2 separate regions of the Mus musculus genome follow, and region 2 is linked to region 1. Evidence: chromatin loops called from intact Hi-C (ENCODE). Cell type or tissue: left cerebral cortex. All regions are shown on one strand.

Region 1 (2,500 bases):
ACAATTCTTAGAACGAAAACAATGAGGTATTTATGTTATTTCAGTAAATGGCAGCATAAAAAACGATCTATTTTAAACGATAAGCATAGCAGTCCACTTAAGAGCTGTTTTTTAACTAGACAATTTGGTTTTGCATGAAAATTGCAACTAAGTTTAATTATTACAATCCGAAGGGTAATAGCTCACACCTCCTTAAATAAAGAAGGTAAGCTTCTACAAGAGTCAGGTATAGAATATTTAAATCAGATCAATTGTATGATAGTAAGGATAAGCAGAATGTAGCCACGACCACCTATGATGATGACTGAAAATTTGCAATATACAACAAAACAAGCAATAACGTTGAAATAAATGGGTAAGTTTTCAGCATAAGGTCCTGGACAGTTTATCCAAAACACGAAGGTCAGTAAGTTTTTACTCCACTCCGTATTACCCATCTCTTCATATTAAAAGTGAAAACATTTAACAGCCTGCTTCTAGTGTTTCTATATATTTGTATAAAATTTATTTTTATCCTAGTTGGACTATCATTAAATCCTTCCAAAGGCAGAAAAGATGTATGATTCTTTCAATTTAAATACATTCTCATTCTAAACGGTCCGTGAGCTGGTTCTTTATGTTTTCCTGAATCCAAGTTGAGGATGATCTTCCAAGCCGAGTACTGCATGAAAGTCAATGTCATCTAAGGTCTATTTCCTCCATTTTCCCATCATGCCACTTTTTAAGGCAATACCTTTAATTTCTCCTAGGTGTTCACTGCATGCATTTTCTATTAAGTCCCACACACTGATAATGCACAATCGTTCGCATTACAACAGTCAGGAACTTCATGCATTGGCATTACTATAGCCAGGAAGTTTATGAGAGGTGTACATTCATTAAGTCATCCGTTCTCAGGATCTGCTGCCATTAGGCACCTAAAGGCTGAAACTCAATCCACTGCTAAGGTAATAAGAGGGGCTTCTCCTCTGCACACAGACACCACGGGAAGGCAAAGGTTAGAACTTTGCGACACAAGATTCTTCTCGCTTTGGAATCTCAGACCAGCCAGGTTCTGGAGGGTTTCCTTAGTGGTGCGGGGCCTCGAAGTCAAGGGAGCCCCTAGGGGATCGACCTCTTGCCTCCCATGTGTACCCAAGCTGGGTCCCAAGCTAGCACACCTCCCGCACATCACCCGAGCGGAAGTGGCGCGTCCGTCGGTCCGTCCTTCCGGCCTGCCGTCTGCCAACTTCCGGCGGCGGGTGGGCGCGCGCCAGGTAACGACCTTCTGCGCCGAGGCTCGGCCGTCGGCGGCGTGTGGATGGAGGCCTTGGCCCCGGGCCGGGCTCCGCGGGGCCGGCGGCGGGCCGGGGCCTCGGGCTCCGTGCTCTCGCCGCTGTCGCTGGCCGCCGTCCTGCTCTGCGCCTTGCTGCGGGCGCCCCCTGCAGGTGAGGCTCGGCGCCGCATGGCGGGAGCTCTGGCTGCCGCGGCTCCTCACGAGAATTGCGTTGGCCCCGTGTCACGTGACTCCGACTACACAAGGACACCCTCTCTGGCAGGGACAGCCCCAGTGAGCCTAGTTTTGTGTAGGAATCTTGAAAACTACATTTGCATAGAAAAGACCTCTGTGGGCTCGTGAAGGAGGCCCTGCTCCAAGAGATTATCCGAACTTTAAAAGTGCCTTAATAAAACTTCAGTTCGTGGGTCATTGCCAGCCGTGTGTTTCAGAGCGAGTCTATGTAGCTCTGTATAGTACTGAATTTGTGCTGTGAACCTAGTGAGCTTTTAGACCATCCTTGATAGTGCAGCGCCCTCTGTTGGTTCTGGATGTAAAATGCAGGGTGTAGTTGGAAACACGTATCCTAGTTTCAAAAATATATATCGGAGAAAGAAATGAGCGCTTACTAGATTGGCTTTTTAGCTAGCAAGGTTTGGTCTCTCTCCCTCTCCCTCTCTTTATGTTGAAATTGTAGACTTACTAGCAATAATCTGTGTCCCATAGATCCTAAATGTACTAAAGGTACATTTGTCAGAGTTAAAGTTTATTCAAATAAGAGAACTATAAAGTAACCAAGGATACAGATGTAGAAGAAGTGTGAAGAAAGGGATACTGTGGTTAAAGGAAAGAAATGGGGCATGCTTACTAGTTTTTTATTTTTTTTTTAACTTGACACAATCTGTAGTTACCAGGGAATAGGAAACCTCAATTGAAGATTTGACTATCAGATTGACGTATGAGCGGTCTGTGGGGGTATTTTTCTTAATTGCTTTTGATGTGGGAGGGGCCGGTCCTCTGGGAGGTGGTGTCATCCCTGGGCAGGTGGTCCCAGGCAATGTCAGAAAGCAGGCTGAGCAAGCCAGAGGAAGCTAGTCGGTAAGCACTATTCCCCCGTGCTTCCGCTTAGCCTGCTGCCTCCAAGTCTGGGTTTGAGTCCTGGATGCCTTTGCTTTCCTGGATCGGAAAGAGAGGCCCCTTGGTCTTGCAAACTGTATATGCCTCAGTACAGGGGAACGCCAGGGC
Region 2 (2,500 bases), 530 kb before region 1:
GGGGTTTGGTTTCATTTTTAAAATGCCATAATTTTTAATACACAAGCTTATTGTTTCTAATTGAAAAACCTGAAATATGAACTGCTCTAAAATTAAAAACTTCACTGTAAGAGAGAGAGAGAGCGTGCAATCAGAAAATCTGCCCCTGCCCTTGTATACAATTAATAAAAGTATGGCATATGTTTACTGTAAGAAAAAGGTGTGTGTGACACATAACTAAATTCGTGTTTTGTCCTGAATTGTATCCCTAAGATCTATCTATCTGGGCACACATACTCCAAAATATTGTTTTTTGAACATGAAAAACTAGTCTCCGGCATTTCAACTAAGGCTCACTCACCTTGAGTTAGGTCTTCTTAGCTTATAGAGACAGAATTCTTAATTTTAAAGGGTGTCTTTTTTTTTTTTTTCAATCTGGGATTTTACAAACACATGCAGTTCTCAGTGAGATTTCATGATTACATCACATTTAAACAGTTGCTTGCGACAACATGAGTGTTGCCAGATGAAGTAGAAAATATCCTGGGAAGCTGTAGATAAGCTACAGATAATGTTTACAGTAAGCACTATGTAATATTTGGTTGTATACTTATACCAAATAATTTTCTCTCTGGATCACAGATTTAACTGGGCATGCTGTATTTCTAAGTCTACTTTATACTATTGCCTTCGTTCTGTTTGCAAGCTGCTTGTCTTTGAAGTAGGTGCGTCCATGTAGCCCAGTGCGCTTGTGATGCCTGAGGTTTCTCAGAGGAAATGCTGTGCTGAATGCATGAGAGGGTCTCAGACCTGAGTGTTTATAGGACACAGCCAGGTGCTGTCAGGTGGAGCCACGTCTGTGGTGAGGGGATATATTTAAGCACAACTGTATGAGATCTGAACCAGTCTCCTGGAAATGATGGCTTTGTATACCTTGGTCTATGCTTCCCAGTGCTCTTGTGAACTACTTCCAAGCTAGTGGTCCGATAGTGGTATTTCCATTGGTGGTACTACTCATTCAAGGACATATTTTAGATGAGACACTTTAACATTTCAAATAAACCTTAAAATTAAAGCCATGCCATGGATATATTTTGAGAAATATATTCTTTGGCAATTTTATCATTGTACAAACATCATAGAATATAGTTATACAACGCTAACTGCTTGAGGTCCCTGCATACTTGGGTTGTATGGTATAGCCACTGTAAGACACTGTATGAATGAAGCTATGTGCTCTATGACTTTAAAATCTGTGTTAAATCTTTCCTGGCTCAGAAATTTGCTTGGAAGAAAATGACTAAGATGTTCATGTAAAAGAAGTGAGAAAGGAAATACTCTGCTGATGATAAAAACCTGTTGGCAGGCTGTGTGAGTGGAAAATGCAGGGTGTCAACCCAAAAGCAGACAGATGTGTTGAACTGATGAGTAGGGAGCTGAGAAGGACGGGTGTGGGTGGGTGGGTGCTCTCGCGAGAGGGTGTGCAAGTGTGAGCAGTAATTAATGTGTACCCAGCAACCTAGAGCAAAAGGAAGGATTGGGTGACAAATAGTGCTGTAGTTTGCAAGTGATTTGTTGCCCGAAGGCTCTTGTTAAGGGTTTTCTCTTCTAGGTGGCACCATTGGGAGTTAGTGGAACCTTCTGGAGGTCAAGCCTAGGGGGAGATGATGGGGACCTGCCCTTGAGGGGAGCCCCTTCTTTGTCTTTGGCTCTCTTTTTCCACTTTCCTGAAAGTCTTGGCTGGGAGGTGAGCGGGTCACCATGGACTCCCTGCGGTTGCCACCTGTCATCTCTAGATGTTCAGAAGCCATGGAGCCAACCAGTTGTGAACTGGAGTCAAATTAAATCTTTTCTCATAATAAGTGTTATCTTGGGTGTTTGATATAGTAACAGAAAACTAGCAAATACAATTTGGTTTATGTAATATCTGTGAAATCTCTCTACCTACTGATCACCAAAATAAATGTCAGATATATAAAAGAGTAGTTCATCAAGTCAGAAAGAAAATTAAAGTAAAGTTGAAGTAGATTTAAAGAAAGACAATTCTCAAGATGAAAGTAAATGGCCAGTCTGTGAAATCGCACCCCAACTAGAGCAAGAACTCAGGCATACCATGCTTACTTTGAGATACACTTCTGAGATTTGCTCAGTGGGTTTAATAGAGTAGCAAACTTCATATTGAAAACATGAGTTCAGCTCTAGTTGAATGAAGAATTATGTGTAAGCAAAGATCAAAGAGAAACTTACAGAAATTTAGGAAAATGAGGCCAGTATGACTTCTCTGTTTTTTACCCCCTTTCCTATTCGTATTGTTGGAGTTGCTACAGTCCTAGTTCTTAGGCAACTTGATACCTATGGTCAAGTCCCAAGAAACTCAGCAACCCTTGCAGTGCTCCATTTCCTGTTGTGAGTAATGAGACACTGCCAAGTGGATAAACCATGATGGATTTTGTGTTTGTTCATAGTCCATAGGCTCACAGACTGAGGTGTTTCTGCTGCCTAACCATTTTAGTTTAGTTGT

What was found. Hi-C counts contacts between places; a loop is a spot of excess contacts. Peaks named below come from ENCODE experiments on the same cell type or tissue, not always from the same donor. Only the 100,000 strongest peaks of a DNase experiment are listed, where the experiment ranks them.
Region 2: it touches region 1 in a loop (3.0-fold over the local background); 15 of 42 quality-filtered maps call a loop at or near these places.

Annotation. Positions count from the first base shown.
Region 1 is chr11:11,460,991-11,463,490 of GRCm38, reverse strand. It overlaps Zpbp (zona pellucida binding protein), which reads left to right and starts at 1,072. Exons shown (of 8, transcript NM_015785.2): 1 at 1,072-1,427. The coding sequence starts at 1,127. In left cerebral cortex, CTCF peaks have their summits at 1,436 (motif pointing left) and 1,772 (motif pointing left); DNase peaks (open chromatin) are centred at 1,240, 1,506, 1,736 and 2,367; H3K4me3 peaks cover 1,223 bases; H3K27ac peaks cover 781 bases.
Region 2 is chr11:11,988,912-11,991,411 of GRCm38, reverse strand. All of the region lies in intron 1 of Grb10 (growth factor receptor bound protein 10), which reads left to right. Among named protein-coding and RNA genes, the nearest start is that of Grb10, 47 kb to the left of the region's middle. In left cerebral cortex, no CTCF peak of the experiment used is centred here; a DNase peak (open chromatin) is centred at 1,327.